Regions from separate parts of the Mus musculus genome. Here region 1 is linked to region 2. Evidence: chromatin loops called from intact Hi-C (ENCODE). Cell type or tissue: left cerebral cortex. All regions are shown on one strand. Each heading gives the region's core, and the rest is flanking DNA. Links, peaks and the distances in the headings are about the cores only.

Region 1 (16,226 bases), core at 2,915-10,914, 52 kb after region 2:
AGTCCTATTTATACTCTCTCCAAACATCAAGTGTCTTCCCGTTGGTCTTGCCTCACCACCTGAGTCTGTCTTAGCAAGACTCCTCATGAGTCTGTATCAGCTGACGTCACTCTGCCAATCAGCTGAGTCTGCTGAGGAGGCAGGAAGTCACCAGAAGTTTTTTGATGTGTTTCTCTCTATGGAGTCATGATAAATGGAGTTCAGCAATGTATTGTAAGGTGAACCAATATGTGGGAAAACCTAGAGACCCATCCTTTGTTTCATCTGGATTGAGTTGCAAAGCAAGCTCAGCAGGTAGTCAACTCCTCAAATCTCCAGTAGGAAATTGCAAAAGTGAGGCCAGGCGACTCCAGCTAGGTTGCAAAACCATCGGGCTTGTTTAATCTACTCTAGGCTGAGGAAAGGACACACAGCGTGCTTCCTTTCACATGCGTATTTTAGCAAAAGATCCTTTCACCTGTGTCTGCTTAATGGAACACATTCCTTTATCTTGAAACTTAGAATACCCAAGATATAGGATACAATTTGCGAAGCACGTGAGACTCAGGAGGAATGAAGACCAGGGTGTGGACACTTTGCCCCTTCTTAGAATTGGGAGTGGAACACCCATGGAGGGACTTGCAGAGACGAAGTTTGGAACTGACACAAAGGGGTGGACCATCTAGAGACTGCCATATCCGGGGATCCATCCTGTAATCAGCCTCCAAACGCTGACACCATTGCATACACTAGCGGGATTTTGCTGAAAGGACCCTGATATAGCTGTCTTTTGTGAGACTATGCTGGGGCCTAGCAAACACAGAAGTGAATGCTCACAGTCAGCTATTGGATGGATCACAGGACCCCCAATGGAGGAGCTAGAGAGAGTACCCAAGGAGCTGAGGGGATCTACAAACCTATGGGTGGAACAACAATATGAACTAACCAGTACCCCCCGGAGCTCATGTCTCTAGCTGCATATGTATCAGAGGATGGCCTGGTCGGCCATCAATGGAAAGAGAGGCCCATTGGTCGTGCAGACTTTATATGCCTCAGTGCAGGGGAACGCCAGGGCCGGGAAGTGGGAGTGGGTGGGTGGGTGGAGTGGATTGGGGGAGTGTGTGTGGGACTTTTGGGATAGCACTGGAGATGTGAATGAAGAAAGTACCTAATTAAAAATAAATTAAATTAAATTTTAAAAAAGAAAAAAAAAAGGAAAACTCTCTTTCACGCCTCTGCTCCAATAAAACAACATTCAACACAGCTGATTTTCCAAAGAAACCAGAAGTTTACACACATACACATATGGATAAAATTTCCAAAACCTACTTTAATAAGGGTTCTTAAATGCTTTAACCTCCCTTCTAGCCCACATACCAGAGGTAGGGGGAAAAGTTAATAGAAAACAGAATGTTTGCCGGGTGTGGTGGCACACATCTTTAATCCCAGCACTTGGGAGGCAGAGGCAGGCAGATTTCTGGAATGTTTAGAAGTTCTTTGTGATGACTCTAATCTTTATTGTAAAGATATCAGCAGTCCAGTCCAAAACACCAAATATGAATCAGTAGCAGTAGCCCAATCCAGAAGAAACCACGAGGGTCTGCTGAATCAGCAAGAATCAGCTGGAATACTATGAGACATTCTCTGGTGTGTTTCTCTTTCTGAAGTCATGGCAAGCAAAGATCATCAAAGACTAACAAAGCATTACAAGACTTAGCAATGCAAGAGCATCATCAGCAAAGACCAAAGACTGCTAGGTGTTGCAAGGTGAACCAATGCAAGAGCATGTTCTCATTCATGGTGGGGTTATATTCATATGCCTTCTAAACATCACACATTCTCTCAAGCAGTCACTCCAGCAAAACATCACAAGACAGCTTCCAGAAAAACACCACATGTCTGTTCTTAGCTAAACAGCCTCTCATGTGTCAGCCCATGGAATTCTTCTGTGTTTGTTATAAAAAGAAATCAGGAAACTGGAGGATGTTAACAGATTTAAGAATCACAAACAAGATGATCCAGCCAATTAGCTGTTTACAGTCTGGAAACCTTTTGCTTTCTTTGTTACCTAAGATAAGATCCATGATAGTAGTTGATTTAAAAGATTCCTTTTCCACATTCCCTTTCCGAGTATGATAGGGAAAGGTTTACTTTCTCAGTATCTACTTAAAATCATATTTGTCCAACAAAGAGATATCATTGGAAAGTCTTATCACAAGGAATTGTTAACATCCATACATGTGTTAATATTTTATACAAGAGCCATTAGAAGTAATTCATAAATAGTTTCCTCAATCTAAAATTTACCATTATATGAATGATACCTTATTGGCTGATTCAGATGCAGATACCTTAAAAAATGTTTGATGAAGTAAAGAGAATCTTGCCTTACTGGGGGTTTACAAATTGCTCTTGAAAATATACAAAGAGGAGATTATTTTAGTTACCTAGGATATAAAATAGGTCTACAGAAAACCTGACTACAGAAAGTACAAATCAAGAGAGCTCAATTATAAACTCTTAATGATTTTCAAAACTTGCTGGGAGATGTTAACTGGCTGTGGACCAAAATTAGTTTAACTACTCAAGATCTAAGTAATTTATTTCAAACCTTACAAGGAGATAAGGACTTAAATAATCCAAGAAAATTATTAGCTGAGAGAGTGAGAGAGAATTGGCTTTTGTAGAATAGAAACTACAGGATGCACATGTAGATCATTTGAATCCAAAGCTATATTGTATTTTGTTTTTGTTTTTGTTTTTTTCTTTTGTATGCTGCTTTATTGTATGCTACAGCCAGTGATATATAAGAGTTAAACCTTGTGAAACAGAAATCCATGAAGTTCAGAGAGGTAGATATTAAGGACTGATGAGCAGAAGATAGTGCATTGTGGCACATGATAAACAGAAGCTTTTGTACAGACTTCATACTTAGTTCTCTTGAATATTCACTGATTCATAAAAAGTGGTTTGACTACAAAAAAAAAGCAGACTTTCTGGGGTCTGAAGGGATTTGTACCTGAAGACACTCCAGCCAGCAGAGGGTCATGTTGAGCATTCTGCAGACAGAACTGTTTCAAGTCTGCAGCTGCCTGGGAAACCTTCATGCAGTTGAGCCCGGCCTCCAGCTGGAGCTGTTGGACCACCCACTCGAGACCGCTGGGCCTACTCGTCAGTCTGGTTAGGGGGCCGTATCTTTTCCCCCCTCTGCTCATTCTCCCACAGGAGTTTTTACAGAATAGGATACCATTTTAGAGTAAATATTTTTAGCACACAAACAGTAAAAAATTAAAGACCTATGTATAAGAGGTTTCTGAATTGATTCTGAAAGGAAAAATGAGACTTTGTTGTAAATGTACCTCTTTGTTGTAATTGTTGTCTCTGAAGCTTACTGCTTCCATCTGCTAACCTAGGCCTAGTCCTGGAAGTTTCTAGACTTCTATAAAATCTAATCTAGGTATAGAATGATTTTCAGACTCTGAGATGTACTGCTGAATAAACTCACCCTTTCTAGCTTTTCTGAATTTTTGATGGCTAGTTCAACTTGGCTGTTCTGGCTCAAACTCCCCTCCATACTAACTGATTCGTCTGGTTTCTTTCTCTCTGATTTTCCTGAATTCTCTGTTTGGCCTCATACTAACTCTGGCAATATGTTCTATCTTCTATCTCCTTCTCAATCTTGCCTCTCAATTAGACATCATTTTCAATCTTTGATGCTTCCTTCTACAAATTGATTTTACCTTCATTGTTTGGGATTAAAGGTGTATACTAAGGGCATGTCTGTATTCCATCCAGGGATTATTAAAGGTGTGTGCTAAGGGTTGAGCCACACCACAAGTAGAAACAGGGTTTTTTAGTAAATAAAACAATCTCAGGTTCACAGTGTGATTATATCTTGCAATACTTTGTCAAAGAGCAGGAATAGACCCAACAGACCCAACAAAAATTGTGGTACCTTTTACTAATGCTGAAATTGCCTCAGTATGGGCAGAAAATGCTTAAATGCTTTAGTCTCCCTTCTAGAACACCATCAGGAGTTCTTTTTATATAGTCCCGACAAATGAATACCAACAAAGAATGGCAGGGTGAACCAATACCATACAGTGCTATCCATTCGTTGTCTGTTGGGTTATATTTATACCCTTTCCAAATACCACGTGTTCTCTCAAGTATCCGATCTAGCAAAACACCACATGTCTGTTCTCAGCAAAACACCCTCCCTTGTTTCTGCTTCAGCAAAAACATCCTCTCTTAAGAGTTTCCAGAAAAACATTACATGACACAACTAAGTCTCCAAAGAAATAGAAATTTCCAGTTCAGATATTTTTGTTGTTTGGTATTAAAAACACATTTAAGAGATTTAAAATATTTCAAGTAAATTCAAAGAGTTACTACAGTTCAAACTTTGATTTCTAAATATCCAAGAGCTGGTGTGTTTTTGGAGATAAGATAAAATATTTGAGCAGGGCTATGGTAGATCGTGCCTTTAATCACAGCAGAGGCAAGTAGATCTCTGTAAATTAGTAGTTTTTTAAATTCTAGATTTAGTGAACAAGGTGGCGGTGGTACATGACTTTAATCTCCCCCAGGAACAAAATGATCAAACAGAAGTATAAATTCATTTTATGGGATCCTGTCAGGAATAATACTAATAAAACACAGATAGATAAATCTCCAGTTCTGATAGCACACTGTGCTTTCTGAGCCTCCTTGTGAGTGCACTCCTGGATTAGTGAACACACACACACACACACACACACACACAACTCTTTTAGTATGTGAATTAGTGATAACTGAGATTTCAGAAGGTGGATTAAGGGATAAAAATGGTGTGGTTCTAAAAGGGAAAATGCACTGCAGCTTTGTAAGATGTTGCAAGTTGGGAAACCAGGATAAAGGACACGCAGGCTCCTTTGTATTGTTTCTTACAGCTGAATGTGAGTCTTAAGTTTATACCAAAGAAGTTTAACTTTTTTAACTAATAAGATGGAAGGATTTCCCTTTACAATTCTGGCTTATAGCCATTAGTCAGTTTTCTTTCTTTCTTTCTTTCTTTCTTTCTTTCTTTCTTTCTTTCTTTCCTTCTTCCTTTCTTCCTTCCTTACCTTTCCCTTCTTTCCTTCCTTCCTTCCTTCTTTTCTTTTAAAACATGACACCCTGGAGCCAGGCAGTGGTGGCTCATGCCTTGAATCTCAGCACTGGGGAGGCAGAGGCAGACAGATCTCTTTGAGTTCGAGACCAGCTGGGTCTAGGGAACCAGTTCCAGAACAGCCAGAAGATCAAAGCAAATCAAAGATATTGAAAGAAAGATGAAATTTCAAGACCTGTATGTCATATAAAGTACTCAGAAATTGCTGGTTGTTTGTGAGCCTAGAGGCTGCCTGGGGCTGAGAAAAAAGAAAAACAAACCCGGGCATGCCCCATAGTTAAAACATTCCTGGGAACAGCTTGACCATAAAGATAAAGAGGAATGTGAGGACATAACAGGGCTATCTGAACTGAGTCAACAACTCATAGAACTCTGACATCCTGCACGTACATGTAATTTTTCTGCTGATGTTTGAATAAGCCAATAGCATGTCGCTATGCTGAATTCCACACCCCTAAGCTCCTTACCCCATAAAAACCCCTAGCTTTCGAGCCTGTGGCCAACATCCGTTATCTCCTGTGTGGGATGCATGTTGGTCCGGAACCCCATCATTAAACTACCTTGTGTGTTTACATCAAAGACGGTCTATTCGTGATTTTTTGGGTTTTGGGTGCACACCAAATCGGGAATTGAGTGGGGGTTTCCCCACTAGGTTCTATCAATATGACATATGGACACTGTAACATCTATCTCTCCAAGACCACCTAGCTTCTCTTTGTGTTTCTGTGTTTTACACCCTGCATTCTTTCGACCCCCAGCAGACATACTGCAAATCACTAGTACCTGCTGCTTCCATCCTGTGTTCCTCTCATAACTTTTTGTTGTCTTTCAGATCTTAGCCGGAGCTTCAGACCGTGTCTCTAGTCCCTCTAGAACGTTAACAATCATCAGGATTTCTGAATTCAAGACTGAATTGGAGAGGCCAAACCTACTCCATCTTGGGACCAGCCTCCATCTTCAAGAAAAGAAAAAAGCAGAACTCAAGCTGCACCAAAATACCAGAAAGGACCCCATGGCTTGTCCTTGGCCAGAGTTAATCCCTAGCTACTTCCTAGCAACAGTTAATCAAAGATTAGTTTGATTGTTTCAGATGTACTTTCAAACTGTTTGTGATCAAATGCACGATTCAGGGCACCCAACTATTGGCTTATAGTCATTCTATTAGATGCTTGCCAGACTGGACAACCCCTCCCTCGCTTTGAAAGAACCTAGTGGGGAAACCCCCACTCAATTTCCATTCGGAGCGCACCCAAGAATCACGAACAGACAACCATCTTGATGTAAAAGCATGAGGTAGTTTAATGACGGAGCTCCGGGCCGACATATATCTCCCTCAGGAGACAGAGGTGTCGACCACATGGTGGAGCCATAATGGCAGAGCTCCGGTTCGAAACGTATCTCACACAGGAGACAGTGGTTTCGACTCTGACGCTTGGAAGCTAGGGATTTTTATAGAAAAGGGATGGGGCTGGGGGAGGAATTGGCGAGGTTTCACATGATTGGTTCATTTAAACATCAACAGACTGTCAGAAGGGCGGGAGATAGGGGGGCATGTCCTGGCCTGTTCTGCTATGTTCTCAGCCCCAGGTTTCAAAGCTCACAAACAACTCTTTGGGCTATTTGACATAAATTACATGAATCACATGTCTCAAGTTTTATTTCCTTTCAGCTTTTATTTTTCTATAAAAACTTGTTCTACTGAGGGTTCAGGGCTGCTCCGCCTTCTCTTTCTGTCCTGCTGTGTTAAGGTCGATTTGGAGGAGAGCCCGAGCCTGAGCCCGAAATAAACCCTAACATCGGAGACGGATCCTTGGTGGTTTGGGAAGGTTCAAGCTTCCTGGCACGACAAACCAAGGTCCTGCACTACGCCTCGCTTCCGGGAAGTGAGTCAAGCACCGGTCGCACGTTATACACGTCACTTCCTCCTGGAACCCGGATAAAGAAGTTCCCAGATTACTGTCACTGCTCCCAACCGCTGCACTACAGACATGGCTCTGCCACCTTTTTTCGCCCAGAGCCGTCAGGGACCTCCCCCTCCGCAGCCACCGCCTTCCGCTCCATTCGGCTGTCCGCCCCCGCCGCTGCCCTCTCCGGCTTTCCCGCCGCCCCTTCCCCAGCGACCCGGCCCCTTCCCGGGGGCTTCCGCCCCCTTCCTCCAGCCTCCGCTGGCCCTGCAGCCCCGCGCGCCAGCCGAGGCCTCCCGCGGCGGTGGCGGTGGCGGCGCCTTCTTCCCGGTGCCACCCCCACCGCTGCCGCCGCCGCCGCCGCAGTGCCGGCCCTTCCCGGGGCCCGACGCCGTCGAGCGTCCACGGCCACCGCCTCCAGGTCCCGGGCCGCCCTGGAGCCCGCGCTGGGCGGAGGCGCCGCCGCCGCCCGACGTGCTCGGAGACGCGGCCCTGCAGCGCCTGCGTGATCGGCAGTGGCTGGAGGCGGTGTTCGGGAACCCCCGGCGGCCCGGTGGCCTCCGGACCCCGCGCACACCCGCCGGGCCCAGCCTGGGTGAAGTCCGCGCGCGGTTGCGTTCCGCTTTGCGTTTGGTGCGGCGGCTACGCAGCTTGGGGCAGTCCCTGCGCGAGGCTGAGGCCGACGGAGCAGCCTGGGCCTCCCTGCACGCTCAGGCGGCGCCACTACGAGCGGAGCTAGCGGAGCGGCTGCAGCCGCTGGCCCAGGCCGCCTATGTGGGCGAGGCGCGACGGAGGCTGGAGAGGGTCCGGCGCCGCCGGCTGCGGCTTCGTGAGAGGGCCCGGGATCGGGAGGCTGAGCGGGAGGCGGAGGCCGCGCAGGCCACGGAACGGGAGCAGGAGATTGACCGCTGGAGGGTGAAGTGCGTGCAGGAAGTGGAGGAAAAGAAGCGGGTGAGAACCAGTATGCGCTCGGTGGTTGGAGCTGTGGTGTCTGGAACTCGAATCTGCGTGCTAGTTAACTTGTATGCTTATCCGCGAAAGCTAGCCTTTGCCACTTCTTTGCTCTGTATTCCTTGTTGACGATGTGTGGTGCATAAAACTCTAGAATTTGGACTATAAAGTCCCTTAAACACGCGACAGGTTTACACTGGTGCATTTCTGGGAGGACACACCTCTTGTGTCCTGCTTCAAAGTTGGATCCACTTACTGAAGATGCAGAGCAGTATCTTTTATACTGTCCTAAAGCATGCAAATGTAGAGGACTTGGACCACACCTAGAAACCTTTATAACATAATTGGCTGATGAGGTTGATAATAGTTCTCTCCCGGGTTCATTTGTTTTGGTTTGATACTATGAATACCAGTGTATCCGGTGGAGTGGGTCTGTCTGGATCAGGTGTTTCCAGGTACTTGGCCTCTTACTCAAATGATTGAATTAAGGACTCACACAAAATTGTAAAAATAGCAGGAAAACTATATTCAAAAACAATGCAGTAAGTAGCAAGTGCAGATTAGAAAGGAAAACACTGTCAACAGATTGGCAGCCACAAGGCCCATGAGATACTCCGGTTATTTTTGGAGAGTGTGCATAGCCCGGTCCCACTGGTCTCTCAGGTTGCTGTGCTGTTTTGTCCATGCCTTCCTTACCCCTGTTCAGTACTCATATCTATAGTAGACACTACACTAGTGTCCTGCACACAATCCCGAGGAATTCATTACCCTAATTTTACAGACTGAGACTTAAAGCAGCTAACTTGACAGCAGTCACACAAGCCTGTATACCAATATTACCTCAGATTTAGTCCCAAGTTGTATGACTTCAAAGCTTGTCTGTCTCATGTTCTTCAGTAGAACCCGGGAGAAAGTAGGATTTGCCAAGTGTAGGTTGAAGACATCCTCATTTCCTTTGAATGCTATTACTATTGTTATTGTTGTTTCAGAGTTATTTATTTTGGGTTTTGTGATTGTTTTGCCTGTGTGTGTATGTGCACTGCATATGTGCCTCCTGCCTATGGGGTCAGAAGAGGACATTGGATCCCCTGGAACTAGAGTTACAGATGGTGATGAACCATCTGTATGGGTGCTGGGAATTGAACCCTGGTCCTTTGTAAGAGTCACAAGTGCTCTTAATTGCAGACCCATTATTCTAGTTTATATATATGTTAGTTTTATTTATATATACATATATTTGTTAGTTTTTGAAAATATAATTACATAATTTCCCCCATTCTCTTTCTTCCCTCCAGCCTCTCAATGCATCTCCCTTGTTCTCTCTCAAGTTCATGGCCTCTCTTTCTTTACTTATTGTTACATGTATACATAAATACAACCTGACTAGTACATTTAATGTTACTTGTATGTATATGATTTCAGGGCTGACCACTAATAATGAATTGAGGTGCTCATCCCTGGGGAAAACGGTTTCTCTTGCTCTCGGCGTTTCCCAGTTGCCCATAGTTGGCTGAGGGTCTTGGAGCTGCTCCACTTCTGTGCTAGCATGTCTGTTGGTTTTCAGGTGTTGTTGTTTCTGTGCTAGCATGTCTGTTGGTGGTTTTCAGGTGTTGTTGTTTCTGTGCTAGCATGTCTGTTGGTTTTCAGGTGTTGTTGTTTCTGTGCTAGCATGTCTGTTGGTGGTTTTCAGGTGTTGTTGTTTCTGTGCTAGCATGTCTGTTGGTGGGTTTCAGGTGTTGTTGTTTCTGTGCTAGCATGTCTGTTGGTGGGTTTCAGGTGTTGTTGTTTCTGTGCTAGCATGTCTATTGGTGGTTTTCAGGTGTTGTTGTTTCTGTGCTAGCATGTCTATTGGTGGTTTTCAGGTGTTGTTGTTTCTGTGCTAGCATGTCTGTTGGTGGTTTTCAGGTGTTGTTGTTTCTGTGCTAGCATGTCTGTTGGTGGGTTTCAGGTGTTGTTGTTTCTGTGCTAGCATGTCTGTTGGTGGGTTTCAGGTGTTGTTGTTTCTGTGCTAGCATGTCTGTTGGTGGGTTTCAGGTGTTGTTGTTTCTGTGCTAGCATGTCTATTGGTGGTTTTCAGGTGTTGTTGTTTCTGTGCTAGCATGTCTGTTGGTGGTTTTCAGGTGGTGTTGTTTCTGTGCTAGCATGTCTGTTGGTGGTTTTCAGGTGTTGTTGTTTCTGTGCTAGCATGTCTGTTGGTGGTTTTCAGGTGTTGTTGAGACAGTGCTGAGGGCCCTTCTGCCCTTCCTACTTTGTACAGTCAGCAAGCACTCATTTTAGGTAGGGTTTCTAGTGCTGGGATAAAATGCCATGAGCAAAAGCAACTTGAAGATAAGGGTTCATCTCACTTCCACATCCACATCCCAGTGTATCATTAAAGCCAGTCAGGGCAGGAACCTGGAGGCAGGAGCTGACACAGAGGCCATGGAGAAATGTTGCTTGCTAGCTTGCTCTCCATGGTTTGCTCAGGTGCTTTCTTATATGCCTAGTACCACCTGCCCAAGGGTAGAATCACCCACAGTTTTACTGGGCCCTCCCACATCAGTCACTAATTAAGAAAATGCACCATAGGTTTGCCCAGTGGCCGCTCTGGTGGTGGAGCTGGGGATGGCTTCTCAATTGAGTTTCCTTCTTCCCAAAGGACTCTAGCTTGTGTTAAGTTGACATAAAACTAGCCAGCACAATCTCCCTTTTTCCAGTGTCTACCACTGCCCTATAGGCCAATATGGCATTGCTGGAAAGTGTATTGATAGATTTAGCATTGTACCTCAGGAATGTCAGCACAAGGGAGGCAATACTTTAGTCTGAAAAAATTTAGTCGCCGGGCAGTGGTGGCACATGCCTTTAATCCCAGTAATTGGGAGGCAGAGGCAGGGAGATTTCTGAGTTTGAGGCCAGCCTGGTCTACAGAGTGAGTTCCAGGACAGCCAGAGCTACACAAACAAACAAACAAAAAAAGCAGTAGATCCAGCCAAGGGTAGTTTTCCTAGCAGAAGACTGAAGGCATGGTCATTGGCTGTAATGCTGGAATTGCAGGCACTTATATAAGACAGATGGGAGAGAGAACTAAGTGAGCAGATGAGGATATGGAAGGCAAATAAATCCTAGGAAGATTGGCCTCCTATGTGTGAAAGATGATTGTGTGGAAGCTGTCTTTAGGAGCAGTGAAGGGCAAACTTAAGAGTATTACTTAAGAGGCATTGTAGAGTCCTAGGCTTTTCCAGTTCCATTCCTTACCCTCCTTGGGAGCCGGATCTTTCAGGACTGTTAATTTGCATTTTTAGAGTTCCAGGTTGACAAGGTAAATTAGATTCAGGCATTCCCTGTACCATCCCTTAGGAAACACTGAGGAACAAGGGCTCAGTACAGACACTGAAGCTACTGCAGAGAGGGTCTCCTTAAGGAAGGTTATGTGGAACTGGGTGGGGTGGCTCACAACTGTGCTCCCAGCACTCAGGAGGCTGAGGCAGGGGAAGTGCTGCAGTTTGAAGCCTGCCTGGCCTACAGAGTGAGATCATCTCTCAGAGATAAACAAAAGCAAAAAAGGGGAGACATCTGTATGACCAGCTGGGAGAGGCGGATCACACCTGTGGGAGGCTGAAGTAAGATATCTCTCTTTTAGTCCAATACAAGGCTCTTTCTCTTACATTAGTAAAATATACAGGAAGAACAATTATGAAAACTATCAGGTAAAGTTACATTCACAATGTCCAGTTCATTTATATTTAGCAGCCTTGGAGAAAGTACTCTACTATCTGTCCTGTCTTGATGAGTTCAACGTTCTGCACTTAAATCACTTTCTATCACAACTCACATTTACCAACCTATAAATATTGAATCCTAAGCAACTTAAGCTTAGTTATGAGACTGTAACTACCTAGTCTTCAGCCCCGTGAGAGACCTGAGACGGAATAGATACTACTTGAGTGAACAGGAAATTAAATTTTGGAAGCAAGCAGCTTCCAGAACTATAGAAATGACAGATACAGCGACATCCAAGGCTCCACTGCTACATGGGAGTATCTATCTTTGGTCTTCTGTCCCAACATAGGACAGACCTTTCTGTGAAGCAAGAATCATGAAAGACTTGCCTACCTTTTCCTTGCAAGTCTGGCAGTTGGCTGCTTCTGTGTTCTGCTTGCCCGCAGCTTGGACAGCATGCTGTCTGCAGTAAAGACAAGGGCAGGTTCTTGCCCAGTGGCAGCTTGCCAAATTTGAGACAAACTCAATATGAAGGGTCTTTGATGCTCATCATCTTATTTGAAGTAGAATAGGGGTGCTGCCAGGAAGAGTCATGTTTCACTGTCATGAAAGGCCTTTATTAATAAAACATCTAAAATTCCATATTCTGTAAATCTCTGAGGTGTTTTGAAGATCATTATCTGTAGTATATCTGAATAGGAAATGTTGCTTGTTTCTAGCTAGTTACTATCTGTTCAACTTTGAAAAATCTACAGGAGGCTAAAGAAAGCTTATTTTTGTAATATATTAAACTAGTACCTAACATAATTATAAGTTTGACTGACTACTAAGTTGTATTTCTTTATTTTTTTTTAAGTTTAGAATAGAGTTTATTTAGGGCATGGGGAGGGGAGTTAGGAGGGTAGTAGAGGTGGGGAAAGACAGAGAGAAGAGAGTAGAGAAGTAGAGGCCGGCCATGGCCACGTGGAAAGAGGGGGAAGGGGATGGGGAGAGAAGGGGAGCAAGGGAGAGAGGAGAGGAGAGAGTAAGAGCAAGTCGGATTCCTTATTATCCTAAACAGTTTGCAGTAACAGCTTACAACAGGACTAGCACTTCACATTGCATTCAAATAAGTTGCATAGGTACAATACCTTTAATGAGTTAAAACATAGATACAGTATTTGTAGCAAAAATAACCTTAAATTTGTATCACTATACAGAATCCATACGAAATATAAAATATTTTGTCTTGTAATGCTGTTTAGTCTAAAAGTAGATTCAGTAATCTGCCCTTTTATCTTTGCATTCCTTCTCTCTACCTCTTCCTGTAACACTAGGTAGGAGGGAAAGAAGGAAAAAGAGAAAGAGATCTCTGAATCTAACTTCCTTTACTTTGTTTCCTCTCTGTAATAATAGTTCCTGAGGCCTCTCTAGCCAACAAGATTTATTGGCCATGTAGAGGTATTTCTTAGCCAGCCTTACAGCCAGTCCCATGTAGAGGGATCAGCATTTACCACCTGCTTTGTTCTTCTAGTTTCTTTCTTCATGTCTGCAGCCAGAATTTTCAGGGTGTCCCCCGGTCAAATCTGATCTTTATTCATTTTAATAGAATCCATAGCTTTTTATCTGCTGTTGAAACAAAGACAAAACTCTTCTCTAATGCAACACACTTCCATTCCGAGGTCAATACATACCTAGGCGGGCTTCATTCTCTGTCCTTTCCTAAGTCCAGTGCTTTTCATTCAGCGGCTGTGCCACGTGTCTCATTGACATTTAAGTTTTAATTCAATAGCATCATGTAATCTGTCTTTGGGAGATCCTATATTTTCTGTTTTATGAGCATCTCCTTTAGAGCATAGCTAGATCCTTTTACAATGCCTGACCTGTAGGGTTGTAAGGTATATCTGTAACATGTTTTATGCCATAATGTCTAAGAAAGTGTTACTTTCTACTGTATACATATGTTGGGGCATCATCAGCTTCAATCTGCAAAGACATCTCCAAAATAGCCATCATTTATAAATGGGTGACCTCAGAATTGTCCTTTTCAGAATTCAAGGCAAAGCCCATTGGAATTGTATCAGTTATATATCAGCATATATACATATTTTAAAATTTCAAACTCTACAAAATGAAGCACATAGCTATTGTATGACATTGCTCTAAGGTGGCCTCACATAGACTCTGTACTCTTAATTCAGAATATCACATCTCTATGAGTTGCCATTTTAGTTCTTCAAGCTTTTGTGGATTTTTCTCATGTTGAATCCTCTGATCTTTGTTCTGTGGCCTGTAACCTAGCATCCCATCTTTCAGTCCTTATCTAAGTCTACTTTATTTTGATCTTAAAGAGCATATATAAAATGACAGTCATCTCTGAACATAGGATTATTTACTTGTATGCTGATAATGAAAACAGAACTCTGTGGGCTGCAGATGCCCCCATGTGCTTTCCCTGTGCTCACTGTGTTTTCTGTTTTTTAACACAGAAAATATTTTCTTCTTAATCTCTAACTCCTTCCTTTGGAAACCTATAATTTTCAAACTTTTTTTCTATGAACACAGGCTTACCTGACCAGAGACTCGTCTGTGCTTGGGATTTCAGCTTCTCTGTTTGGGCCTGGCTTCTGCACACCTTTAGGGTTCTCTGACTATCCTTAAAGGGTGACCGGCCCCAGGGGCAGTCTCTCTGTGCCATGAGTCATTCACTAGATTTTCAGCCCTCCGCCTGACTGGCCTCAGCATGGCCTGTGTTCCTGTGGTCATCTTGGGCCCATGTGCCACAATGGGCTGGGCTCCTGTTTGTCAGCTCACACTAAGGCTGCCAAACTTTACAGTGGCTTCAGCTCCAACCCCTCCATCCCCACAAGTGCAGTCTTTAGGAAGTTTTACCACCGCGTAGGGCCTTGCCTCCCACTCAGAGCAGCATGAGGCTCTGGGGAGTCCTTGCCTTTTGGGCCCTACCCGGTGCCTCTGGTTCCTGCTCCCTACCAGCAGCCACTTTAATATGAAGCGGGGAGGTGTTAAATAGGGGAATGTGTGTCTAAAGGAACCCTGCTTTGGTATGATGTGGGCAGGGGTCTTCTGTTCCTGTTCCTGTGGAGTGCTCGTTCAGCCTTCCACCCAGGACTTCTCTTAACCCTTAAGCTTTGATTTCTAGCCCCATGTTGGGTACCAAATGTAAAACTAGGAACTTTTCTATGTGTGCCCTTGCTTTCAATAATGACGCAGAGACCTTTATAATTAAAAGCTTTATAAATTATTAAAGGCACTACAGCTGAGCTGATTCCGATCTATTGTAAGCCACCTGTGCTGACCTGGCCTACTTCCCAGCCAGGTGGTCCGTTGCCTACCTGTCACCTTGTTCTCACTTTGGCCTCCTTCAGAAATGTCCCAAATGTGCCTTCCCAGGCCCCGCCTGAGATCCTCTCCCTGTCTCTGGGCTCAGAAGTTCTGCCATTTCCTCTCCTGCCTACCTATAGGCTGTTCAGCTCATTCTTGACCAATTAGAAGATGGTGGAGAACAGCATTTTATAAAATACTGAGTCAGGAGACGCTTCATAATAATGACAGTGCCGAAGTCCAGACTGCAACCAGATCTGTAGGTACAGAAATCGGCATTAGAAAACCGTGCACAAAAACATCCTCCAGCAAAGATGCAAAGATAGGAGTTCAGTGAAGGCCAGCGTGGGCTGCATAGGGGTAGTCTCTGCGCAAAGCAGCAACACAGTTGTATAATTGATCAGCAAAAGGAAAGAAGCCCTTGGGCAGAGCCACTGTATCATGCTACACCTAGGCAATTGAAATATAAATTCAGTAGGCTGTGGTGTGCATGGCTGGGTCCTCTGAAATCTTGTCTCCAGGGAGGTCTGAGCTCTCAGGTGGTTCCTCTTACAAGTCCTTGTGCGCTTTTTCCCCTCCAGGAGCAGGAACTCAAAGCAGCTGCTGATGGGGTCTTAGCTGAAGTAAGGAAAAAGCAATCAGACACCAAAAGGATGGTGGACATTCTGCGTGCTTTAGAGAAGCTGAGGAAACTGAGGAAAGAAGCTGCAGCAAGGAAAGGTAAGAACAGCTCGTACTCACCAACCGGTTGGTCCGATTGGTACTACGCCTCGGCCTCCCGTGTAGGTCAGAGGCCTGTGGCCTCACTGAGGGTTTGTTAGGGCAGTTGTTTGTAAGGGAGAAGATTAATAGTTGCTGTTTGAAGCTCTTTATCTTATGGAGAACAAAACAGAAGCCCCCCCCCCGTTTGTTTGTTTGTTTGTTTGTTTATTTGTTTGCTTGTTTTATGGTGATTTCAGGTTTTAGTGTGGTCTGCTAAATGAACAGCAATGGCATTCTTACTGAGACAGAAACAGGAGGAAGTCTGGAGTTAATTGTTTGATTTTTAAGGGACTTATAGTCTATCCTGGATGAGAGTTCATCAGTAAGGGGTTGGGGATGGCTAAGTGTGTAAGAGTACCTGCATTGGAATCCCCAGTACCCATGCAAACGGCCAGGTGTGGTTATATGAACCTGTATTCCCAGTGCTTAGACAGGAGGATGGGTGGCACTTGCTGGGTGCC
Region 2 (16,226 bases), core at 5,622-13,621:
TTCTTAGCATCAAGAAAAGCAGGCACAGTAGCTGTTGCCTGTAATGTCAGTACTGGGGAGGTCGAGGCAAGAAGATCAGAAGTTCAAGGTCATCTCCCACTGTACAGAAAGTTTGAGACTAATTTGTGCTACCTGGGGCCCCGTCTTAAATAAATAAAATTTCTTCTGAGTCCTAGTCTAGAGTATTTATCAAATAACTTTGGGGCAGGGGCTTAAGTGTATTTAAACCAATACCTGCGTGCCTCTTCTCTTGATATGGGAGCTTGCTTTGTGGTCCTGGCTGACTTTAGACTTTCAGTCCTTTTGTCTCTGTTTACCCAGTAGTGGGATTACAGGGGTGTGTGCATGTGTGTGTGTCACTATATTCCAAGTGTGTATAGGTATCTTTAGAGGTCAGAATAGGGTGTCTGATCTCCTGGAGCTGGAGTTAGAGTAGGCAGCTGCAAGCTGACTGACTGGATGCTAGGAACTGAACCTGGGTCTTCGGAACTAATGGGAATCACTCTTAATCACGGAATCACACCCCCAGAGGGTGATTTTCAGAGGAGACTGGCAGGTCACTTTCTACATCCACTCCAGTAGTGACAAGCACGACAGGCCCCGAAAACCTGAGCTCTGTCCCGAGGCGAAAAGTTCATGGAAACTTAGTCTCCTGGAATCGTGGCATCCTGTATAACGAATGCTCCAATGTCTTTGCTTTAGTTGGATCTGCGTGCTTTCCCTTAATATTGCTTTATTACAAGTGCTCCTAAGGATTGATATTTTGACATATAGCTAAATTAGATTCTACGCAGTCCTTGATCCGACCTTGGGCATGGATAGCTAAGTCACTGCCCTACACAGAAATTTACCATTATCTAGGAAGAAGGAAGTTTGTGACCTAAAAAGGAACCAGAGTAGATATTTAGAACTATAGATAGCTGAGTTATACCCATACACAAGTATTTACAATGGCCTAGGGGGAAGGTAGACTATACAAGAGACTAGAGTAGGAACTTTGGCAAGGGCAGGAACCCCCCCCACCCCCCACCCCCCGCTTCTAAGATTAAGTGGACCTTAGGTGGAGCTGTTTTTTTTGGTTTGGTTTGGTTTGTTTGTTTGTTTTTAAAGAATCATTTATTTATGTATATGAGCACACTGTAGCTGTCTCCAGACACACCAGAAGAAGGCATCAGATCTCATTGCGGATGGTTGTGAGCCACCATGTGGTTGCTGGGATTTGAACTCAGGACCTCTGGGAAAACAATCAGTGCTCTCAACCGCTGAGCCATCTCTCCAGCCCCTGTTTGTTTGTTTTTTTGTTTTTTCCTTGAGACAGGGTTTCTCTGTATAGCCCTGGCTGTCCTGGAACTCACTTTGTAGACCAGGCTGGCCTCGAACTCAGAAATCCTCCTGCCTCTGCCTCCCAAGTGCTGGGATTAAAGGCGTGCGCCACCACGCCCAGCTGGAGCTGTTTTTGATGCCAGTTGTTAACATTGAATTTTTATCCCACTTGGTTCCTGCCAGTCCTTCTGTGTTTGCATTCCTCTGTTTTGTGTAAGAATCCAGTAACCTCTTTGTACCTTGCCAGTGTGTCACCCAACTTCCCTACTTCCTATAAAAAGTTTGATGCTCGATTTGACAAATTACATTCAGATCGACACTCCCTAGTGTTGAGTCTGTCAATTCCTGCCAACTCCTTGTCCACCTGCAACCAGAGACTCGTTCCATGCAGAAAGGGACCAAAGAGGGTCTGCTGCAGTCACTGTCTTAATGAAACAGCAGTTTTAACCCTTGAAGTGACATATTTCTGGGTAAGGGGTGGAGATTCTGCAAACCCTAAAAGTTCACTCTATCATTTGAAGAGGGAAATTCAGAAGAAATGGGGAACTCACACGGGAGACTTACGTCTGAGCCGAGGGTCTAAAAGGCTTGGCCAGTCAAATTCAGGTGCTGCCAACTGCAACATATAGATGTGAAACCATTCTCGTTTTCCAGGTATATGTGTGGTGTGGTGTGCATGTGTGTGCATGTTTATATAGGTATAGATGCACAAGTAGCACCCCCCCCCAATTGGCATCATGAGTCTTCCTCAGTTACTTTTAGCTTTGTTCATCGAGGCAGGGATCCTATTTGAACCCAGAGCTTTTTGATAAGACCCGTCTGGCTAGACAATTTTAACTGTCTTGTTTTCTTGAGACATAACCTCATTCATATCCCAGGCTATCCTGAGGTATATCCCAGTATGTAGCCCAGGTTGGCTTCCGAATGATGGAAGTGCTTCCACCTCAGTCTCTCAAGTGCTTTGATTACAGGCAGGAACCAGTACACCTGGCTGTAAAGGTTTTTAAACTTGTAAAGTTCTGTATGATGGTGCCTCACATCACCTACAGATGCAAATTCTTATCTTTGTGTATATATGTTCACAAGTTTCAGCCTATGCATGCATGCAGGCACACTGGTGTGTTTGTGAAGGCCAGAGGCTGACTTGAGATGTCTCCCACACTAACTCTGCCACCTTGCTTTTTTCTACAGGAGCTCTAATTGAACCTGGAGGTTCACTTAGGAACTTTGGGCAGTGGAGATGGCTCACTATAACCAGTTTTAATATTAAAAAACGGGCTGTGGCTGCTGTGCCTGTAGTACCAGTGCTGGGGGTGGGAGAGGCCAGAGACAGAAGGATTGCTAGGCCATGAGCCCAGCTCCCAGGCTCAATGATAGAGGCTGTTTCAAGGGAATATGGAGAATAGTAAAGACTCCCAATATTCTCCTCTGGTTTCTGCATATGTGTGTGTGTGTGTGTGTGCATGTGCATATGTCATACATAACACACACTCCCACACACACATACTAAAAGGTCTTTATTTAAAAGACAACAGTGATTCTAGAAGAGAACGTGTGCTGGACAGTTTTATGCCAACTTGACACAAGCTAATGTCATCTGAGAGGAGGGAGGCTCAACTGAGAAAATACTTCCATAAGATCTGGCCATAGGCAAGCCTGTAGGGATTTTCTTAATTAGGGATTGATTGGGAAGGGAATCATCCATTATGGTGGGACCATCCCTGGGATGGTGGTCCTGGGTTCTTTAAGAAAGCAGGCTGAGCAAGCCATGGGGAGCAAGCTAGTAAGCAGCACTCCCCCATGGCCTCTGCAGCAGCTCCTGCCTCCAGGTTCCTGCCCTGTTTGCATTCCTGCCCTGACTATGATGGACTACACTGCAAGGTAAGCCAAATAAACCCCGTTCCTCCTCAACTTGCTTTAATCATGTTGTTTCATCACAGCAACAGTAACCCTAAGCCTGTATGTCTTTCTAAGAGGAAGCAGGACTAGAATTTCTGGTGAAAGAGAAGGGAGGAATTTAAAAACAATACTTGTGTGCAGTGGGATGTATGGAGAGCAGAGAGCACATCTTTCAGGAGTCAGTTCTCAGCTTCTACAATGTGGGTCCCAGGGACTGAACTCAAGCCATCATCTGCCTTGATAACAAGTACCTTTCCTCACCGAGCCATCTTGCTTGCTCTGAGCAGTACAGTTTTTAAAACAGAAGACTTGGGCTGTATTCTATGTCTCTTTCTGAATCATCACATGATCTTGGTCAAATTTCTACCTTTAAGAAAAGACATCTAGAGCTGGGTGTGTTGGTGCCCGCCTTTAATCCCAGCACTGGGGAGGCAAAGGCAGGCAGATTTCTGAGTTTGAGGCCACCCTGGTCTACAAATCTACAAAGTGAGTTCCAGGACAGCTAGGGCTATACAGAGAAACCCTGTCTCTCGAAAAAAACAAACAAACAAAAATCCAAAAAAAAAAAAAAAACAAAGAAAAGAAAAAAAGAAATCTCTGTCTATCTATCTATCTATCTATCTATCTATCTATCTATCTATCTATCTATGTGTGGGAAGGGGCACACAGCACTGTGCCTATGGAGGTCAGAGCACAGCTTCTCAAGGACAATGCTGTCCTCTCCTACCACATAGCATGTGGGTGCCAGGGTTTGTACTCAGGCAGTCAGGTTTCAAGGTGTACCTTTAATTCCTTTCTAATCTGAAAAAAAAAAAAAAACTCACGATTGTGATTTGCTGACTCTAACCTATACTGTTGGGATCTATTAAGACAAAGCTATTGTCCTGATCTCTAAATTGGGCCTCTCCCCCTGAGAAGAAAAGGGGGTCAAAAGCGGGCCACTGACACACCGTTCCGAGAACAACCACAAAATGTTCCAACCCTAAGTCAGCGCCAGATGTCCTGACCACACCCTGATACCACCAAGTTCCTGCTTCCCCGTGTAACTGCCAAAAGAAAAATTTCCACTGCCCCACTCCTCCTGCTGATAAGTACTTGTACTTCCCCTTTTACTTGTGCATTTCTACTGCCCCACCCCTCCTGCTGAAAAGTACTTCCCCTTTTGCTTGTGCATTTAAGCCTTGAGCCTTTCTCAATACAGTGGGACCTTGATGCCACTCAGAATGTTTCTGTGTCGTTCTTGCACTTGGTCCTCGTCTCTCTCTATCCCCCCATTTGGTTCTTAGGAGAAGGTCCCCTCGAGACCCTCAAATAACTGGACCTGCTAGACGGGTCACTATAGATTTTTTTTTTCCACAGTAACTCATAGTGTCCTCAATTCTGGGAGATGGAAAAACTGAGTTTTATGCAAAAGGACACAAAACAATGTTCCTTCAGCTCTGTAGTTCACAGAAGATAAATAACTCAAGGCCCAACAGCTCCATTAAAACTATTTGAGCTGGAAAATTGCACTTGACTTTCTTTTTTAAGCATCATTAACCTGTCAGAGAGGAGTGAAACTAGGTGTAATGTGAAAGAATGTTGTTTCAAAGAGCTGATAAGAAGTGACCAATGCTATTTCCACCCATTTCTTGATAGAAAATCTATTTTTATCACAGGAAAAAAAAAACCTAAATGGCCCCGTGGTTAACAATCAAAAACTTGAACGGATGCCCTGGTGAGAACCTGACCAGAGGCTATCTGTGACGTGCCACGTGGCACAGAAATCATAACATGCCCTGGAACTCCATTACTCTCTCCTCAGACCCTAAGTTCTGCTCTATCTCATAACTACTCAACCATAACCCCCTAAGCAAGGGCCCGTCCTAATCTGTTAATGTCAGGTCACAAAGTGCACACATACAAATGGAGCATGAGCCTTTATTAAACAGCTAAACAGTCTGTGAAAATGAAGTTTGCAGTTTCCAACATTGATGTTATTTTAAACACAATACCCATTGGTGTATATATACACCAATATATATTCAGTATGTGCACTCTGTGAGTCTGGTGCCCATAAAAGGCAGATGAAGGCATAAAATGTGCTGTAACTGGAGTTAGGGGTAGCTGTCAATCACGTGGGTGTTGGGAAACAAAATAGGTTCAGAAACAATATTGAAGAAAGGACGTGTTTTTAACTGCTGAGCTATCTCGTCAGGGATCCCTCAGTCCCTTTCATTTTTATGACAGGGTCACTTCACTATATAGCTCTGGCTGTCCTGGAACTCACTATGTAGACCAGATTGGACTAGAACTCACAGCAATCACAAGGCCCCTGGTGCTGGGGTTAAAGGCATTCACCATCACGTGTCAGTTAGTTCCCCAGTTTGAGCACCATGTGCAAGGTGTTCCATCTATATCTCCATGAGGTATAACCAATGAAGAGCTTTTTATGAAGTCAGTGTCTCAAACCAAGCTTCTTGAGTGCTGACCCCAATAGTCCAGGCCTTCTGACACACAGAGCAGTTTTGTTTTTTTTTTTTTTTCCTTTTAGTTTTTCGAGGCAGGATTTCTCTGTATAGCCCTGGCTGTCCTGGAACTCACTTTGTAGACCAGGCTGGCCTTGAACTCAGAAATCCACCTGCCTCTGCCTTCCCAGTGCTGGGATTAAAGGCGTGCTCCACCATGTCCGCACAGAGCAGTTTTAGAGGACAAATTGAAACTTCCAAATTTGCTTTGCCATATGAGGAAACTTTCCCCGGCATAATGCCAGACCCACATAACCCTTGTTCACATTGATGAGACAATTTAACCAGGGTGCTGTGTTTTGTATTTTCTAGGGCAAAGTCTACAACTATGCTAATTGGGCAACCACTGGGAATTCCTTCCTGGACTTTTATAAGATTAACGCTTATAAAAGTTTATAAAATGTGTGTCCTAACCTTCTCCTTCACCAAATATAGCCCTACCTAGAGTGGGAGTTGGGGTTTTCCTGTCTCTGCCTGCAAGTGCTGGACTACAACTGTGTATCACACCCAGATTTTTGTTTGTTTCCAGATAGGGTCTCACTGTGTAGCTCTAACTGGTTGAAACTCACTGTGTAGTCCAGGCTAGCCTCAAACTCAGGATCCACCAGTCTCTGCCTCCTGAGAGGTAAAATTAAAGGTGTGCAGCACCATACCCAACAATTTTTGGTTTTGAGACAGAGTCTCCTGTAGGCCAGGCTGACTTTGAACTCTTTGTTTGTTTGTTTGTTTTAACAGACGGGGTTTCTCTGTGTAGCCCTGGCTGTCCTGGAACTCACTTTGTAGACCAGGCTGGCCTCGAACTCAGAAATCTGCCTGCCTCTGCCTCCCAAGTGCTGGGATTAAAGGTGTGTGCCACCATGCCTGGCTTGACTTTGAACTCCTGATCCTCCTGTTTCCATCCAAGTACTGAGATTATAGGTGTGGACTATCCTGTCCATCCTGGTCCTTGGCCTTAAAAATGATTATTTTATTTTTAATTGTGTGTCTGTGTCTATGTGCATGGGAGTGCAGAGGCATGGAGTCATCCTGGAGCTAGATTGTTGTTGAAAGCTGCTTGACATTGGTGCTGGAGACGAAACTGGGGTCCTGCGGAGCCATCTCTCTAGCCCCATCGTGTTTCTAATTTTTAAAATTGCTACATTTATTTATTCATTATGGGGGGCAGTATGAGAAGATACATACTATGGGGATCAGAGCATGGCTTGTGAGAGCAGGTTCTTTCCAGCATGTGGATCTTGGGGATTAAACTCAGATCAAAAAGCTTGGTAGCAAATGTGATTATCCACTGAGCCACCATAAAAGCCTATGGTTCTTGGTTTTTAAGTTATTATGTGAAAAAAAAAAACCCAAACAAACCCAAGGTTCTAATGAAAATGAGGTTTGATATATTGGTTTTGAAAGTTTTGAGATATTTATTGGCATTTTTGGTTTTGTAGCCTAGTTCTAGTTACTTTGAGCAGATGAAAAAGCTTTTTGTAGTTGTTTCCCATATCAGAAACGTTTAGCAGAAGAGCTTCTGCCAAACAGTAGGAAGATTTTTCCATTCATTCCTTAAAATGTCATGTGTGTAGATGTCCATGTGCGTGCACATATGTGTGGAAGTGCATGTGTGCATGTGCATCTGAAGGCCAGAGGATCGTTTCAGGCACTGGTCATTAGGAGCCGTCCTCCTAGGTTTTAAGGCTGTGCCTCCCATTGGCCTGGAGCCGGTGAGTAGGCAAGGCTGAGGATGCTGGTTTCTAAGCACATGCCACCACACCCGGCTGCTTTATTAGCTTGCTGCTGTGGATTCTGAGGCTTGAACTGAAGTCCTCTTGCTTGTGTAGTATGAGGATTAATGTTAATTATCACCTTGACAGAATCTACAAATACTGGGAGACAGCCCATGAAAGCAAAAATTTAACACTACCAACAGGTCTCTACCCACACAATGAGACCAGGCAAATCCTGGTTTGTTTTAAAGACTTAAGTGGTTTTTCCAGTGAGCCCTTCCTTTTCAGTAAGTGTACTAAAGGGCTATGATTCATGGACTATCTCACTGGGCTTATGAAAATGTAATCATACGGTAGAAATGTTGACAATTCAGGGCCTGCTAGCACAAGTGGGTAAAAAAAAAGTAATATAAATTATTGACCTATATGCTTTTTCTGGACTCAACTCAGTCCTAATATGTGGGCACAATCTTTGCTATTGTTTGGGTCACTGATTCAGCAGAAGCCAGGAGAATAACTTTTTTAGTAATTACAACGATGATGAGTGTTAGTTAATACTTTCATATCAAAAGGAGGAGGTAGTAGTGCTGAAGAGATGGCTGCTCTTCAGAGGATCTGGGCTCTTTCCCAGTACCCACATACAGGGCTGCTCACAACTATCTAGTTCCAAAGGATTTGACAGCATCTTCTGGCCTCCTTGGACACTCTATGCACATGGTGCACATACAATGTAGGCAAAACACCCATATACATGATTTTTTTTTTTTTTTGAGGCAGGGTTTCTCCATGCAGCCTTGGCTGTCCTGAAGCTTGAGCTGTAGATCAGGCTGAGCTTGAACTCAGAAATCCACCTGACTCTTTAATCCCAAGTGCTGGGATTAAAGGCATGTACCACCATCACCTGGCTTTGCTGCTTGTCTTTTTAAAAAATATTTTTAGAACTGGAGATATGACTCAGCATTTAAGAGCACGTTGCTCTTGCAGAGGTACCAGGTTCCCATCACCCACATGGTGATTCACAGCCATGATTAACCCTAGGTCCAGGGGATTCAACAGGCACACTTGTGATGCACTCACATTCATGCAGGCAAAATGTTCCTATGCATGAAGCAAAGATTTTTAAAAAATGTGTGTGAAGCCGGGAGTGGTGGAACACGCCTTTAATCCCAGCACTTGGGAGGCAGAGGCAGGCGGATTTCTGAGTTCGAGGCCAGCCTGGTCTACAGAGTGAGTTCTAGGACAGCCAGGGCTACACAGAGAAACCCTGTCTCGAAAAAACAAAAACAAAAAAACCCATAACTTCTCTTTTTGGGCGGGAGAAGCCAGAGACAGCCCTCTTGGTTTGCTCACAGCATCCATGGAGGGAGAGCTTCTGAGAGAGTCTAAGAACACAGTTGGAAAGCAACATACTGAGAGGACTTGAGTCTCTCCTCACAACTGTATTCCTGGATGCAGCTGAAGAAGGAGTGGGTCTTAGTGAAGAAAGACAAGAATTCTCTTTCATCTCTGAAACTTTACCATGAGGTGTTACCACGAGTCAGCTCTCTAAGAAAGAACCCTGTAGTAGTATGAACCACCTGGAATTCCCCTTCTGTGAGCTAGACCCGGGGAACTGGAAGTCACTTTTCTGGCTGGAGATTGACGCTGGTTAATGTAAGTGAACTGGTGTTGATCCTGGCTTAATTCTCTTTCCTCACAGTTTCTGTCTAAAGGTTCCAGCAGGGTGTGGTACAACTCGGTAGTCTCATCTAGAGGTGGGAGCACAGGCATCAGATGTTCAGAGCCATTTTCAGCTACAGAACAAGTTCCAGGCCACCTAGCAATTTGGCGGCTAGAGTTGATGATATATATATAATTACTCTGGCATAAATTCCAAACCAAACCCAAATAAAACCCATATGGTGTTAGAGGCAGTACTCTTAAATTCGAGGTCAGCCTGGTCTACAGAGGGAGTTCTTGGACAGCCAAGGTTACACAGACAAACCCTCGCTCAGAAAACCAAAACAAAAATCCACACAGGCAACTAGCCCCGACTGAAAACTTTATCATCACAAAGCTTGAAAGAGCAAGGAAAGCTAGCTCTATCCAGCTTGTTGCTCGGAGTGGGAGTGGGATTAGGAGACCATTTCCATGCTGCAAATGAAACGAAACAGCGAACATAAAGGAAGCCAGGATATAGAGTCCATGAAGGAAGGAACTTGCCGAAGTGCAAGCGCCTGGTAGTTACTGTCTGTTTATAATTATTATGTGGGATTATGGTCTTTACCACTGAATTACATTCTTAGTTTTCGGATCACTTAAAAAAGATCCTCACCTTTTTGCGCTTTTATTTCCCCTGCTCCTAAGAAGCGTAGGGTCAACTCCCGACACGGCGCGTGTCTCTTTGGGTCTAAAACTTTTTAACATCCGAATAAAGAGACTTCCCGAGAAATTAGGCGACCGCAAAATTTTGGGTTCGCCGCTTGCCGTAGCGCGCTCATTGGTGCCCAGGTTACCGCCCCATTCTCTGGAATCACGTTAGTCTCCACGCATGCGCAGCGTAAACTCACGCCTCCTCCTGGGTCTAGGACGCAAGCGCGCGCACGCTCCCCGGCCGGGGTGGGCGGGGAATGGGGGAGAGTAGGGAGGGAGGGGAGGAGGGGAGGAGCCTACTCCGGTGAGTAGAAGGCGGTGGGACGCTGGGATCGTCCAGGCCTGGCTGCCTGGTGGGGAAAACGCTGCGCCAGCATAGAACCGACGGAAGGGAGCGGAGCCAGTCAGCGGAACACTCGCGCGACACGATCGGGTCGCTGAGCCCCCTCGATCCTCAGGGCGCGAAGCCCTGGCCTAGGCCCCGCGGAGATGTCCAGTTGCGGCGCTTGTACCTGCGGCGCTGCGGCCGCCCGGCTTCTCACCACTTCGCTCACCTCCGCGCAGAGAGGTAACGAAGTAGTCCCGAGCCGGTGCCCGCTCTGGGCTCTCGGCGAGTGAACCTGTGGGGATCCCGGGGGGAGAGGAGGGCTTGAAGGCTGCGAGGCGCTACGAGCCTCTGGAGTACCTGGCTGTCGGATTGGAAGGAAACCCGGTGGGCTATCGCTGGCCTGTGAGCTCTCGGGCCTTCGGAGTTTGGGGGCTGGAATGAGGCCATCTCGCCTCAACTCAGGGAGAACAACCGAGTGCGACGCAACACTCGTTAAAAGTGTCCCCCGTGCAGCCCTTCTTGGGGCCTGTCACTTTTGGGGAGTCTGTGCCCGGTTGTCGGGCTAGTCGCCTGGACCGGCAGCGCAAGGGTGTCACTGACATTGTGCGGTCTCGGGGACGACAAGACGTAAACACAGCTCGCTGGCCTTCCAGATATTTGGGAAACTTGGGGTCCCAAGATATTTGGGAAACTTGGGGTCCCAAGAAAGCAGCGGGGAGGTGGGGCGAAAACGACCGCTGGAATTCCTGAAATACTTAAATTTAGCAACAGTCATTCGCCCGCTTCCCCAGCTTGACAGCTGGGATCAGCCTCTAAGAGTGGAGTGGCTCTTGTTTACTTTGCTTCTCTATTCATCAGGACCTGTGACAGAGTGCACACCTGCCAAGAGATTCCGGGAATGAAACCCGTTTTTCTTTCCCACAAGTCTATGCATATCAGATTGTAAGGCTAGGTCTTGTTAGGCTCTGAACTTACAGATGTCTTTTCATGACGATCCTTGGATCAATAAAAGCAGTTTTCCTTTTTTTTTTTTTTTTGACTAATTCTAAAATCATCATTGTCTACTAACTGTATAATTGGCAGTTTATAATACACATGAAATGGAGTAACATAGGCGGAAGCATTTAGTATTGACACGTAAGTGTAAGATTTAGTCTTAAAACATTGCCACACCTCAAGTAGGTGTCCCAGTTCCAGAGGTTTGATTTGTAAACACTGGAAAGAAACATAATTTTAATGTATTGTTTGACCTACATTCGTTGAGGGCTTAAGGTATTACAGTTTGGTACTAGGGGTATTAAATTCATCATGTTTAAATTTGGTTGACAACAGCATTAAAAAGGGTACGTGTTTTAGACAGGAGGAGTTCTTGATAAGATTTAGTCAAAGAATTCTAGCTTCAGCCCGGAGGTTATAGCACATGACTTTAGTTCCGGCAGTCTTTAGGCAGGGGCAAGCCAGGTCTCTGGAACTCTGTACACCAGTCTTGGCCTTGGATTCAGATTAAAGGCCTGTGCCACCACGCCCAGCTGATGTATATATTTTTTAAATGGACTTGACAAATGGGTTAGAAAGATAGCTCAGCAAATAAAAGTATTTGCTGCCCAGTCTGACAACCTGACTTCAACCCTGGGCCTATAAGGTAGAAAGAGAGATAGAGTCCTGTAAGTAGTAAAGAGCGGACAGACAGACTTTTTGTTTGTTTGTTTGTTTGTTTCAAGGCAGGGTTTCTCTGTGTAGCCCTGGCTGTCCTGGAACTCACTCTGTAGACCAGGCTGGCCTCTGCCTCCCAAGTGCTGGGACTAAAGGCGTGCGCCACCACTGCCAAGCTAGATTATTTGTAAAGTTTTGTAGATCCTTAGTTCAAAATGAAGAATCCAGGTAGGATCTGGGACTCAAGGCCAACATCAGCTGCATAGAGAGTTCACATTAGTCTGGATGACATGAAAACCTGTCTCAGAAAACAAAAAGTTAGGTATGGTGTTGGCTCATGCTAATAACCTCCACACTTTGGAGGGTTGCCATGGTATTTAAGCCAGTCTGTGCTATAAAGTGAGAGCTTATCACCCAAAAGAAAAAAAATCATTTAAATATGTTATATATAATATATATACATATATATATTAAAAGCTGAATAAGTTGTGACTGGAGATACTGCTCCAAAGAGAACTGACTGCTCTTCCAGAGAACCTAAGTGCAATTCGCAGTACCTGTATGGTAACTCACACCATCTTTACACTTCTAGGGATCTTAACACCTTCTGGCCTTCATAGGCACACATGTGGTAACAGATATACATGCAGATAAAACACCCATACACAGTTTATAAAATTTAAAAAGTAAATTACATCATTGTTTCACTATGTAGCTGATGCTTTCCTGGAACTCACTGTGTATTTGAGTTGCTGTCAAACTCGTGGTCCTCCTGCATCAGCTGTGGACCACTCTTTATATTTCTGTTTTTGCCATAGTGGGACATTGAACCAAGGGCCTTACACATGCTAGGCAGGTGCTTGGTCCTTTAAGAATATTTTGTTTTGAGACAATGCTTCACCAAGTTCTCTTTGTAACCCTTGCAGGTCTTGAACTTGCCATTCTCCTGCCTCAGCCATCACAGCAGCTGGGACTCAGTTCTGAGTCACCAGGCCCAACTTTCTTCTACTTCCTAACAGCCTTAAATGTTCATTATTTTATTATTTTAGAAGGCAGCTGCTCTGAAACTCAAAAGGCTTTATCTGTATGACATGTCCATAGATAGTTTAACTTTTTTTTGTTTTTTGTTTTTGTTTTTTGAGACAGTTTTTCTGTGTAGCCCTGGCTGTCCTGGAACTCACTCTGTAGACATGGCTGTCCTGGAACTCAGAAATCCACCTGCCTCTGCCTCCCCAGTGCTGGGATTAAAGGTGTGCGCCACCATTGCCCGGCTGATGGTTTAACTTTTAACTGGCATTTATCATTACTGCCAAACAGTGTTGCAAAATGTACAGAGATATCTCCCTAGCTTTCAGGGTTTTTTCACCTGAAGTTCACAGGTCCTTCAGGGGTCAATAGGTAGGATTCAGGTTTCTTAAACCTTATTTCCACTAATCTTTAGCTAGAAAATGGCATTTTCTTTAATTATCAAAGTAGACCATAAGTCATAACAGTCTTTCAAGTGTCTGTGACTTTGTCACCAGTCAGAATCACACATTTTCACATTAAAGGCATGCGCCACCACGCCAGGCCCTCTTGCATGTTTTCATCTTGCCTCTTCATGGTCCATGATTCCAACAGAGGTTGTCAGCACAATGAAACCAAACTGCCGTGATGGGAGCAGTTTGCTCTGCCATCTCTCCAGGTCTTTGAGTTGGACATCAAATCTAGGGCTTATAACTCCACACTTGTTGAACCTTCCTGTGAGGTTCACAGCCATCTTCCCAGCTCTGTGATCATCAATGACCTCAAATTCACTGGTATAGCTGTGCTTCACCATCACTGTTAGGAACCGAATGATGACTTTAGAACTTGGCCTGATGAGGACCTGGTGTTTGCCTCTCTTCTCAGCGTTGATGATGCTCTGGAGAGCATCTGCCAGAACATTCATTTGCTCCATGGTGATAGCGAGGGAAGATCGCAAGAAAAACAGAATTTTTAATCAAAGGCCATTCACCTCCTTTGTTCAATCTTAGTTTGTTCCCTGAAACTGAGCTAAAGTCAGGAGGACTGCACAGAGTTGTCCTCTGACCTCCACATCCACACCATAGCATATGCACCCCCACATACACATCACGCATAGATACACAGTAATGATAAATGAAAAGGAAAAGGTAGTCAGGTATAGTGGTCAGGTATAGCCGTGCTTCACCATCACTGTTAGGAACTGAATGATGACTTTAGAACAAGGCCTGATGAGGACCTGGCATTTGCTTCTCTTCTCAGCATAGCAGAAGATAAACTTGAGTTGATCTGCCTCTATCTCCCAAATGTGGAGAATGCCAGCATATGCTATCATTTTAGTTTTTGTTGTTGTTGTTGTTTTTATTGTTTGTTTGTTTTGTTTTTTAAAAAGATTTATTTATTTTATGTATGTGAGTACACTGGTGGTCTCTTCAGACACACCAGAAGAGGGCATTGGATCCTCTTACATACAGATGGTTGTGAGCCACCATGTGGTTGCTGGGAATTGAATTCGGGACCTCTGGAAGAACAGCCAGTGCTCTTAACCTGCTGAGCCATCTCTCCAGCCCTTTTGTCTATTTTTTTTTTTAAAGATTTTTATTTATTTACTTTGAATATTTTGCTTTCATGTATGTCTGCATCATATGTATGCAGTATCTTTGATGACCTGAAGTTTCGGATCCCCTGGAACTGAAGTTACAAATGATTCTTAGCTTTGAACCCAAAGTTAGTAAGTTAGTACTCTTAACTCCTGAGGTATTTTTTTTTCTCCCTTTCTTTTTGAAATATCCACCCCCCCTCACTGTTTGTGTGTGTGTGTGTGTGTGAATGTATATATGTCTGTCATCTGTGTCTGTGTGAGTGAATGAGGTGCCTCAGCTAGAAGGAGGGTGTTAGAGCTCCTGGAGTTACAGACAGTTAGGAACTGTACTTTGATCTTCTGGAAGAGGAGCAAGTCCTCTAATTCACGGAGCCATTGCTCTCTAGCCTTGTTTTTAGTTATTTGGAACAGTCTTAATATAGCCAGGCTGACTTCAGACACAATATGTATCTGAGTATGACCTTGGGCTGATCCTCTTGCGACACCTGAGGACTCTAGGATTACAAACCTGTGCAGGATTCTAGCCTGCTTTTTTTTTCTCATTGTATAGCCCAGGCTAATCTCAAGCTACGAATTCTCCTGCCTGGTTTCCTGAGTGCTAGAATTACAAGCTACAGGCATGTGGCACCTTGGCCTTGCCAGGATCAGGGAACTCCTGTGTATATGTGTGTTTCTGTGTGTGTGTGTGTGTTATTTTGTGTTTCTTTGAGACAAGGTATTAAAAGCAGCCCAAGCTGGCCTTGAACTGTGTCAAAGACTGGGATTAAAAGTATGCACCACTTAAAATGTATACTCCAGTAATATTAAATACATATTAAATATTTTTTAATTATTATAATTTGTATGTATCTGTGATGTGTGCTTATTATGGGTTTAGAGGCAGAGGTAGGCGGATTTCTGAGCCAGCCTGGTCTACAGAGTAAGTTCCAGGACAGCCAGGGCTACACAGAGAAACCCTGTCTCGAAAAACCAAAAAAAAAAACCCAAAACTTTTTCTCTTGGTGTGTAGCTTTTCTGGGAAAGCTAGCATGTTTCAACCTTTTTGTGTTCAACCTTTATTTACCAGGACTTTGTTCATTTTAAGATTTCATTTTATGTGGGTAAATATTCTTGACTGAATGTATGTGTGCCATGTATGTGCCTAGTGCTTGCAGAGAGTAGAAGAGGTTATCGGAACTCTTGGAACTGTGGTTGCTAGGACTCCAACACAGGTCCTGTGGGAGAACAGCCAGTGTTCTTAACCACTGAGCCTGCTGGGAATTTATTGAGACATGCCAGCATGGGCATGAAAACTAACAGACTTCCTTCTCCCTGCAGGTATTTCGTGTGGGCGAATCCATGTGCCAGTGTTAGGAAGACTGGGGACGACCTTGGACGCTCAGGCTCTGCGCAGAGCTCCTCTTAGAACCTTTTCAGAAACACCAGCATACTTTGCCTCAAAAGACGGGGCAAACAAGGATGGCTCCGGAGATGGAAATAAGGTTATTTTTGTCTTATTGGCATCTATAAGAGCTAATATAATAATAGTGTTCTGTAGTCTGTTAGTTTAAATGTGTTCTGTAGGAAATATGAGTTACATAAAATGATTTGAAGAGTCTGAGTTGATCTTATTTTATATTTTGTTGGTTAGTTTTGATTTTTTGAGGCAGTTTTTTTGTGACTTAGGCTGCCCTGCAACTTGCTGTGTAACCTAGGCAGCACTAGAACGGGATCCGCTTACTTTAGCCTCCTGAGTGCCCACCATGCCCAGCTTATTCAGTGCTTAATTTGTGTTATACTTATATACTCATTGTACTTTAAAAAAATTATTTATTTATTATATGTAAGTACTGTAAGTTCACTGTAGC

The links. A loop is a pair of places that touch in the nucleus more often than their neighbours do. Peaks named below come from ENCODE experiments on the same cell type or tissue, not always from the same donor. Only the 100,000 strongest peaks of a DNase experiment are listed, where the experiment ranks them.
Region 1: it touches region 2 in a loop (4-fold over the local background); 3 of 42 quality-filtered maps call a loop at or near these places.

What each region holds. Positions count from the first base shown.
Region 1 is chr9:65,339,026-65,355,251 of GRCm38, forward strand. It overlaps Pdcd7 (programmed cell death 7), which reads left to right and starts at 7,043. Exons shown (of 5, transcript NM_016688.2): 1 at 7,043-7,983; 2 at 15,585-15,723. The coding sequence starts at 7,117. In left cerebral cortex, for the core only: no CTCF peak of the experiment used is centred there; DNase peaks (open chromatin) are centred at 6,630, 7,031 and 7,730; H3K4me3 peaks cover 2,690 bases; H3K27ac peaks cover 1,556 bases.
Region 2 is chr9:65,284,205-65,300,430 of GRCm38, forward strand. It overlaps Clpx (caseinolytic mitochondrial matrix peptidase chaperone subunit), which reads left to right and starts at 10,056. Exons shown (of 14, transcript NM_011802.3): 1 at 10,056-10,361; 2 at 15,697-15,860. The coding sequence starts at 10,283. It also overlaps the pseudogene Gm16218. In left cerebral cortex, for the core only: a CTCF peak has its summit at 9,999; DNase peaks (open chromatin) are centred at 9,979 and 10,903; H3K4me3 peaks cover 2,465 bases; H3K27ac peaks cover 1,317 bases.